Regions from separate parts of the Homo sapiens genome. Here all the other regions are linked to region 3. The links are chromatin contacts, found by Hi-C or POLR2A ChIA-PET in ENCODE. All regions are on one chromosome and are shown on one strand. Each heading gives the region's core, a stretch centred on a gene start or an enhancer-like site at or near the end of the contact. The rest is flanking DNA. Distances are from core to core; before and after follow the strand shown.

Evidence for each region. Hi-C counts contacts between places; a loop is a spot of excess contacts on that map. ChIA-PET counts read pairs that join two places held with the same protein, here RNA polymerase II (POLR2A). Pooled maps may share reads with other maps.
Region 1: a loop to region 3 is called in a pooled map, with 2.3 times the contacts of the local background. The contact joins the promoter of C3AR1 here to the promoter of FAM90A1 in region 3. A Hi-C loop is called at or near these places in 1 of 50 pooled maps. POLR2A ChIA-PET finds 5 or more read pairs at or near these places in 2 of 52 experiments (GM12878 and activated T-cell).
Region 2: a pooled map shows a loop between it and region 3 (2.5-fold over the local background). The contact joins the enhancer-like site here to the promoter of FAM90A1 in region 3. A Hi-C loop is called at or near these places in 1 of 50 pooled maps. POLR2A ChIA-PET finds 5 or more read pairs at or near these places in 2 of 52 experiments (Caco-2 and endothelial cell of umbilical vein).

The regions. Positions count from the first base shown.
Region 1 is chr12:8,064,791-8,068,129 of GRCh38, reverse strand. C3AR1 (complement C3a receptor 1) reads left to right here and starts at 1,771. Exons shown (of 2, transcript NM_004054.4): 1 at 1,771-1,852.
Region 2 is chr12:7,993,715-7,996,856 of GRCh38, reverse strand. It overlaps the pseudogene RPS20P28. Among named protein-coding and RNA genes, the nearest start is that of FOXJ2, 37 kb to the left of the region's middle. RefSeq lists an enhancer at 1,197-2,118. Within about 2 kb of position 1,481, at least 10 of the 41 ENCODE cell types and tissues checked have a DNase peak (open chromatin) inside an H3K27ac peak, as active enhancers do.
Region 3 is chr12:8,226,253-8,229,300 of GRCh38, reverse strand. It overlaps FAM90A1 (family with sequence similarity 90 member A1), which reads left to right and starts at 1,683. Exons shown (of 7, transcript NM_018088.3): 1 at 1,683-1,821; 2 at 2,823-3,029. It also overlaps the pseudogene ALG1L10P. RefSeq lists an enhancer at 2,072-2,121.

The DNA.
Region 1 (3,339 bases), core at 522-3,021, 160 kb after region 3:
TATTTCCAAATATTGGAGGAAAGAAAACCCAAAATAATCAATAGGATTATATGTACTAACATGGAAGTATGTTTTGATATATTGTTAAGTAAAAAAGCAAGACATAAAATCACACATAAATTACCATCCCATTTATGTTCAAAACTACCTTTTAGAAAAATGTGTGTTAGGCCGGGTGGGGTGGCTCACACCGGTAATCACAGCACTTTGGGAGGCTGAGGCAGGTGGATCACCTGAGCTCAGGAGTTCAAGACCAGCCTGCCCAACATGGCAAAACCCCATCTCTACCGAAAAAATATAAAAATTAGCCGGTTGTGGTGGCACATGCCTGTAGTCCCAGCTACTAAGGAGGATGAGGTGGGAGAATTGCTTGAACCTAGGAGGCAGAGGTTGCAGTGAGCCAAGATGGTGGCACTGCACTCCAGCCTGGGCGACAGACTGAGGCCCTGTCTCCAACAAACAAAATGTGTGCTATATTCAGAAAAAAAAAAATCAGGAAGAATGAACACTAACCTATTAAAAATAGTTACTTCGAGCAGTGGAATTGAAAAGAAAATCTTTCATTTTTTTTACCCATTATAATTCTGTATTATTTCAATTTATCTCTTCTAGAACAAAGTATGTTCTATTTTTGTAATTAGATGATGACAATGGAAATAAACTAATAAATACTACTCAACTCTTGGCATTTTTCTTTTGATCTTTCTGCCTCAAAAATATTCCGTGGTGACTTGACTGCAAACAAGCAGAGGAGCAGATATTATGGTTTGGACAAGTTGATTAATATAGACTGAAGCCTATATCACAGACAACAGTGTTCAAATACATTTGACCCAAATAAACTTTATTTTATATGCATATATCTAAAAGAGTATATGCATATATCTAAAAGAATAATATAAGAATTATTTACAGCATAGTATTCATTAAGCAGGAATTACCTTCAGTCTTCTGTACTCCTTCCTGATGAAACAGCACCTAGACTCCAGCCTGTTCTCCAGTGACCACTAAGCTCTCCCACCTACCTCCCCACCTACCTGCCCTCTACCACCTACCTGCCTTTGACTAGGCTCCACTTATAGCCTAAGCAGCTTTTCACCTTTTTCTGTCTCTAGAATTCCTACAGGTACTTAATTAAGTACTTGCCCACATCTTATTTCTATCTTAAGACTCTCCTAGATTGCCCTGGGTTATATATACCCCTGGCTAGAGTGTTCTATTATTTTACTTCTATTGTTACTTCTATTATTATAGCCTAGTTTGTATTACAGCTTTGTGTGTATATGTATGGGTACATATTCCCACTCGATTGTGAATCTCTGGAGATTAGAATATAGCTTAATTCATCCTGATTTTGACATGGCACCGTTTTTCACATATATCAAGCATTTCAGATATGTTATTTGAGATTAATTAAATGAGTTTATTCAGGTCATTCCTCCCCAACCACTCCCCACTCCAACCCTCACATCTCATAGAGTCTTTTTTTTTTCATTTCTAAACAAAACCTATAAAGTTGAACCCTATGTACAGAGGTACCCTCTCTCTAACCATTCTCTGTGTGCTGCAGAAAATGTCTCAGGATTATAAACTCCTACTTCTGTTTTCCTGCTTTGCCTTTCTAAGCCATTTAGAAATGACTCACTTTGAAACTCTTCCTGTGAGGTCAGATAGTGGTCTAGAGCATAAGACTTAACTTATTGCCGGAAACAGAGAGAGAACAGAAGAAGAGAAAGCTCAGCAAATTTTCTTGCCATACTTCATGACTTCACTGTGGCTAAGTGTGGGGACCAGACAGGACTCGTGGAGACATCCAGGTGCTGAAGCCTTCAGCTACTGTCTCAGTTTTTTGGTAAGAAAACCTAGACCTACCTGATGACTTGTGCTTAGCCTGTTTTGCTCATTATAGGTAATGAGTTTGAGTGTCACTATCTTCTATTTCCCCTATTCCTTCTCTGACTTTGAATTCTTTTATCTTATCTCTATGTCTAACTTCCTTTTTCTAAATATTCCACATTGCATTTGTCTTTGCTTTTAATATTTTCATAGTGGAATTAATAGTGAATTTTTACATCATTTCTTTCCTTTCTTTGAATTGGCTATGTATTTCACCCTGAACTTTGATTCCAGCTGTCCCCATTAATTTGTTTTTCAAATAATTGATTGCACTTTTTTTCCCTTTCCATTTCCTCTTTCTTTTTTTTATTCTTTTGCCCATTCCTTATTGCTACTGACTCTGTTATCCTATTACTACAATTTGATTCTGGGGTCCACTTTTCTTTCTCTATCACAGTGGAATTTTAGTTTCAGGATATTAATTACCTTTAAATTACGGCTGGTCAACTTAGTAATAATTTTTTTTAATCCTCTACTAATCTTAAACACATAAAGGTATGGTATTTTTAGCCAAATTAACTTGAAGAAATGTAAAAAGTAATCTTGCTCTGCAGGACTTTTTTTTTTTTTTTTTTTTTTTGAGACAGAGTCTCACTCTGTTGCCCAGGCTGGAGTACAGTAGCATGATCTCAGCTCACTGCAACCTCCGCCTCCCAGGTTCAAGCGATTCTCCTGCCTCAGCCTCCTGAGTAGGTGGGATTGCAGGCACGTGCTACCACACCCAGTTAAATTTTTTTGTATTTTTAGTAGAGACAGGGTTCCACCATGTTGGCCAGGTTGGTCTCAAACTCCTGACCTCAGGTGATCTACCCGCCTCTGCCTCCCAAAGTGCTGGGATTACAGGCGTGAGCCACCACACCCAGCCTTGTTCTAAAGGACTTTTAATCCCTGACTCCTACATACTTTCATTTCAAAACAGATAATAACAATATTTAACATATAGCTCATGACAGATAACTCTATTTTTATTAAAATTTTGCTGTTTGCAGTCCCTGCTACTTCAGTTCATGCAGTTCTCGGCAGCTTCCCCTTTATTAGCAATACCATATATCTTTTTTTTTTTAATGTGATTTTTTTTTTTTTTTGGTAGTAAAAACAGCATTTGCCTAACAGTCCTCGGACCTGAAATCCAAGAACCTCCCTAGTAATGATTATATGCTTGTAATCTAATTTGCTGAGTTTCACTGTCAAACTTGAGAAATAAAAGCAGAGAAAACGTAGGCTGGGCACAGTGGCTCATGTCTGTAACCCCAGCACACTGTGAGGCCAACATGGGAGGATTGCTTGAGTCCAGGAGTTTGAGAGCAGCTTGGGCAACATAGCAAGACCCTATCTCTACAAACAAACAAACAAACAAACAACAACAACAACAACAAAATGAGGAGAGGAGAGATGATTACCAAGTTTTCTTTCAGCCCTAGCATCCCATGACTCTATTCTTCT
Region 2 (3,142 bases), core at 232-2,731, 230 kb after region 3:
TAGCACACCTTGAGATAGAGTCTCGCTCTGTCGCCCAGGCTGGAGTCCAGTGGCGTGATCTCGACACACTGCAACCTCCGCCTCCTGTGTTCAAGCAATTTTCATGCCATTTTTTTTTTCTTTTTTTAGTAGAGGCGAGGTTTTACCATGTTGACGAGGATAGTCTTGATCTCCTGGCCTCAAGCGATCTGCCTGCCTTGGCCTCCCAAAGTGCTGGGACTTCATGTGTGAGCCACCGCACCTGGCCAAAAGTTGCGTTCTTACCAGAGAATGTGACGGGGGAAGGGAGTGCCCAGGAGTTGCTCATTTATGCAAGGAAGCGTTTAGGGTGATGAATCAAAGAATTTAAGTCGGGTGATGTGGAAAGTAAAAATAGAAGAGTGATGGGCAGTGAAAAGTTGAGAGGGTTAATAGTGTAGAGATCCTGCTTCTATCAAGAAATGGTTAGAGAGGAAGTGATGGTCAGTGTGAGATGCAAAATAATACAGGTTTTACAAGCAGCCTTTTTTTTTTTTTTTTTTTTTGAGACGAACTCTTGCTCTGTTGCCCAGGCTGGAGTGCACTGGTGTGATCTCAGCTCACTGCAACCTCCACCTCCCAGGTTCAAGCAATTCTATGCCTCAGCCTCCTGAGTAGCTGGGATTACAGGCACCTGCCACCACACCCGGCTAATTTTTGTATTTTTAGTGGAGATGGGGTTTCACCATCCCGGCCAGGCTGGTCTTGAACTCCTGACCTCGTGATCCACCCACCTCAGCCTCCCAAAGTGCTGGGATTACAGGTGTGAGCCACCGCACCCAGCCGAGCCCATTTATTATAAATAACCAGGGCTAGGGTATTAACCATGGGAATAAATGACTGAGGTGGACTGGAAAACAAGATGATTGGAAATGAGTGGACAAGAAACTGACGGCCAGCCTATTCGATGAATTGTCTCCATGCATCATGGAATAGCCAGGACTGATGACAGTAGGAATGGTGTAAACTAAGAGAATGAATCAGGCTTCTAAATTTTCAGAGAATGTGGGGGAAGTGACCCAGGAGATCAGCAGATTATTACAATATCCTGATGGCATGCACTGAAAAGGAGCTGAGTTTTTAGGGGATGAGCAACAGTTTGAAGTAGGCAAAGAGCAGCATCGTAAGAGTTACAAGCGAAATGCTGAACCTACCCTGTAGTACTTTCAGAGAAGTGAGATCCGCTAACTTGAAGGATCAGGAAGGGGATCATGGTAAAAGTGGCATTTATATGGACTTTGAAAGATGAAAAGAATTTTGTGAGAAATAGATTTGGAAAGATAATTCCAGGCAGAGAGATGCTACTACCAAAGAAGGAAGTGACACTGTTCTGCCCACGCCTGGTGCTTTTGCAAATCCGCCTCCAGAGCCCGTTGCTATGGTGCTAGTAACATCCTTGGTATTACCAGAGCTGGTTAGCAGTTGGCCACCAGGTGGCAGTGTATATCTTTGCGCCATCCCTCCCAGTACTGGCCTTGGAGAAAAACTGGAAGTGAGAATTAGCATAGGTGCAGCTGAGGTGAGATCAGTGGCTTGTGGATTGTGTATTTAGTTAGGCCTGAAGAAGCAAAGCCCTCAGAGAAGAGGATAAATTTGGGAACATTTAGGGAGAAGATCAGGGAGAAGATAAAAGGAAAGGAAATTGCGAGAGTATAATGAGGCCTGAAAAGTAGCAGAGGGCTCTAGGAGGGACAGCCATGTCCTCTTGGCCATTCCTTGAGGAACTAGTTGGAATAGGCACGCCGCCCTAGACTTTACAAAACTCCGGAAATACACTCTTGGAACCAGAGGTGACAATTCACTGAATGAGGATTACCCCAACCAGCCACAGCGGGAAATCCTTGGAGAAGGTGTGCGCTGATTGGATCAGAGACCCGAAGGGAAAGAATCCCAGCTTGAAGAACCAGTTTGAATGTCAAGACTCCAAGAATCACTGCAAGAAAAACAGCCTTGTGGTGAAGATTCTAGGATTTAGGATCATTTCCAGATGAGAATCCACAAATGACTCACACAGTCTTTCTGAGGTTGTTAAACAGATTGCTTCCATCAGTATTGAGTCAGGAATTGAGACTGCTCACCACTGCACTTACTTGTCAACTATTTTCATAAATATTAGTTGTTTAAAGAAAGCAGCAGCCAAAAAGAAGAACCAGAGAGGGGAGATGTGCAGATTGGCAGTGCAAGGTGAGGAATAGGCACTAGAGCAACATTGAAAGAGAGTTTGGAGCAATGGCCTTCTTCTTCTTCTTTTGGTTTGTTTACTCAGGTAATAATTAAAAAAAAAAAAAAACTATGTATTTCCTCTACACTGTTTGTTTTTTTTGGGGTGGTGGGACGAAATCTCGCTCTGTCGCCCAAGCTGGAGTGCACTGGCGCGATCGCAGCTCACTGCAACCTCTGCCTTCCGAGTTCAAGCGATTCCTTCCACATGTTTTTAAGTGACATCTAAGAAAATTTTTTTTGTGTTTAAGTAGCTTCCAGGGATTAATTTCTGCTGTCCGGTATTTGGTATACATGCTTTCAGGGCCATTGCTAGCTTTTCCAGTGCCTTTCTGCAAATTAGGCAAAGGTGCCCTTCTGGGAAAAAGCAGGTTTTCTAGGAATGGTACCCCTGTGTAAAGAAAAATGTGCTCCTTCCTCTGGATGAGGAGGAGAGCCTGGCCAGTGGATTGCAGGCTGTATTTCAGCCTCTACATATCCCACAAAACTGCACAACGAAGTTTCAGCCCTTCACTTGTCCCCAAAGCTGTACAAACCATACACAAAAGCTTTGTAGATTTTAAGTTAAAAAACAAACAAACAAAAACCTTGGCATACAGACAAAGATCATTCAGTTTATAGAAATATAAACTAAATGACAAAGCTACTGTTTGTAGGCAAACCTGTGAGCCAAATCTTTTGGCTTTGGAAGCCTGACTTCTTTTTTTATCTCAAATAAAAATATTAATATATGTCCCTATAACAATTATCTTCTTAATTTTTTTTTTTTGAGACAGAGTTTCACTCTTGTTGCCCAGGCTGGAGTGCAGTGGCGCAATCTCAGTTCACCGCACCTTCCGCCTTCTGGGTTCAAGGGATTCTCCTGCCTCAGCCTCCCAAGTAGCTGCCACCACGCCAGGCTACT
Region 3 (3,048 bases), core at 434-2,933:
GCAGCCACACGGCCTGGGTGGGACATCTGAAAATGTAAGTTGACACTTTTTCTACATAGCCACAATTTGTTTTTTGTTGTTGTTGTTTTGTTTTGTTTTGAGACAGAGTGTCACTCTGTCACCCAGGCTGGAGTGCAGTGGCACAATCTCAGCTCCCTGCAACCTTCACCTCCCAGGTTCACCTCCCGCCTGTAATCCCAGCATTTTGGGAGGCCAAGGCGGGTGGATCACCTGAGGTCAGGAGTTCAAGACCAGCCCGGCCAACATGGTGAAACCCCATCTCTACTAAAAAAAAATACAAAATTAGCGAAGCTAATTCGTGGCAGGTGCCTGTAATCCCAGCTACTCAGGAGGCTGAGGCAGGAGAATCGCTTGAACCCGGGAAGGCAGAGGTTGCAGTGAGCCAAGATCGCGCCATTGCACTCCAGCCTGGGCTACAAGAGCGAAACTCCGTCTCAAAATAATAATAATAATAATAATAATAATAATAATAATAATAATAACAAGAGCGAAACTCCGTCTCAAAATAATAATAATAATAATAATAATAATAATAAACCACATCACACCCACCACAAACCAGCTGTCAGTGTGAAAATAAAGCCAAATAGCTTAACATTTCTAAAGACTAGCTGGGGCTAGGCATGATGGGTCAGGCCTGGAATCTCAGCACTTAGGGAGGCCAAGGCGAGAGGATCACTTGAGGTCAGGAGTTCAAGACCAGCCTGGCCAACATGGTGAAACCCTGTCTCTGCTAAAAATACAAAAATAAGCCAGGTGTTGTGGCGGGCTCCTGTAATCCTGTAATCTACTTGGGAGGCTGAGGTGGGTGAATCGCTTGAACCCAGGAGGCGGAGGTTGCATGAACTGAGATCGTGCACTCCAGCCTAGGCAACGGAGCAAGACTGTCTAAAACAAAGACTAGCTGGAGAATCCTGCCAGGAAAAGGCCCTCAGACTCCAACTGCTCTGCTCACTCGAAGCTGGAAGATGCGGCTCTAGAGACGCATCAGGACCAAGCCACGACTCCCCACTTGGAGAAATCAACGCGGAAAGAGACGGAGGCAAAGGAGAACCATCGCACTGGGAGAGGCGACGCTGTTTGACACATCGTCCCTGTACCTCCCAAAGCCACTGCCCTCCCACACCTGGGCAACAGTGGCCCCAACCCCAGGCCCAGCCCTCCTGCAGGAAGGAAGAGGACTGAATGGAGGGCGTGGCAGACTGAAAGGACGTGGCCTCCTCAAACCCCTTGGTAAAGGGCCTCTGGGGCCACCTGGCAGGGAGGGGCTGGCACACCAGGAAGTAGCCTCCTCCCGGGAGTTCAGCTAGAGCCCAGGTCCTGTCCCCAAGTGGCCTCCAGAGCCACCTTTTCTGAAAAAAGTACATCCTGCCCACCCCTGTTCCCCCTGCTTAAGGCCCCGCGTCCTCCCTGAGCCTCCTGCTGGCCTCTCACCTAGAAGCGGGGGTAGTCCTCGGCCCTCCAGCCAGGGGGTGCAGACCTGGATGTGCTGGAAATGCTTCTGGTGGATGAGGCGGCTGTAATACTCCCTCAGAGGCCCTTTGCCTTCACAGAGAAAAGCAGACACTGCCATGGACCCGTCTCTCTCCGTGCCACGTGGCCCCAGGCCCAAGACACTCCCCCTAGGAGGGATCCTTTTCCCAGAAGCTCCACCCCTCGGCAGCTCCAGTCAGGCCCCATCCGGGCCCTTCCAGAAGCAACCCAGGAGCCCCGAGACCTGCAGGGATGTGTGCACCCTGACCCCTGACGCATAGCCCTGCACCTGCAGCCAGCTGGCCTCGGGCTTGAAAACATGGCGGGGTAAGCACTGGCCTGGCACCCGACCGCCCACTGGGTGGACCCAGCCTTCTGTCTGTGTTGTGCGCAGGGGACACGAGGACTCCCGCTGCCCTGACACAGCCCCCAGATCACATGGCGCAGGTTCCAAGCCGCCCCTGCCCTGCCACAGCCCCCAGAGCACACGGCGCAGGTTCCAAACCACTCCTGGGAGCCTAGAGGCCAAAGGAGGGAGGAGAGCAGGACCAGCAGCTGGCCCAGACCCCGCCTCTTCCCACACCGCTTCTGCTTTTCCCCCTCCTCACTGAGTCATCTTGAAAGGGCTCAGCAGCAGTAACTGAGGGACAGGGGCTCTTCCGTTTGAAAAATTAAAAGAGGCTTGGTTAAGGCAACAATGACATGACCGGGCACAATGGCTCATATCAATAATTCCAGCATATTGGGAGGCCAAGGCAGGTGGATCACCTGAGGTCAGGAGTTCAAGACCAGCCTGGCCAACATGGTGAAACCCTGTTTCTACTAAAAATACCAAAATAAGCTGGGTGTAGTGGGCACCTGTAGTCCCAGCTACTCGGGAGGCTGAGGCATGAGAATTGCTTGACTGTGAGACGCGGAGGTTGCAGTGAGCTGAGATCACACCACTGCACCCCAGCCTGGGCGACAGAGACTGTGTCTCAAAAAAAAAAAAAAAAAAAAAAAAAGACATCAATGAAGAAACAAGAAAAAAAAAAAGATGCTTGGAAACTACTGAAAAATTAGAAAGCTTGGTATGTACAGATTCACATCTGGGCTCCCTGCCCTGCTGTGAAACCCTCTGAGCTTCAGTTTCCCACATGTAAAGCAGTATAAGACCCTATGGCAGAGAGCTGCAGTGGGGATTAAGGAGACAAGATCGTGGGAAGCACAAGGTAAAGGCGGCGTGCCCCTCCCTGGACTCCAATGCCTGGAGTCTCAAGACCAGCTGAAAAGGGAGCCAGGCACTGAAGGACAAAGCGGTGTTGACTTTCTTCATCTGTGTTTCCCAGTGCGCTCCAATTCACGGTGGTTTCCAAGCGCATTCTGGAGGAGAAAACACATGAGTGTGTGGTCAGGGTTCTCTGCTGACAGACCTACCGTGGGGAAGAAAGAGAAGCTCTGAAGATGGATCATGGCCGTGACTGCATGTCAAGGAGAATCTCCATGATGACACGGAGGCCTACGTCGAGATAGAGTAAATATGGTCCAATTAAAAGGTGTCTATTTTACCACATT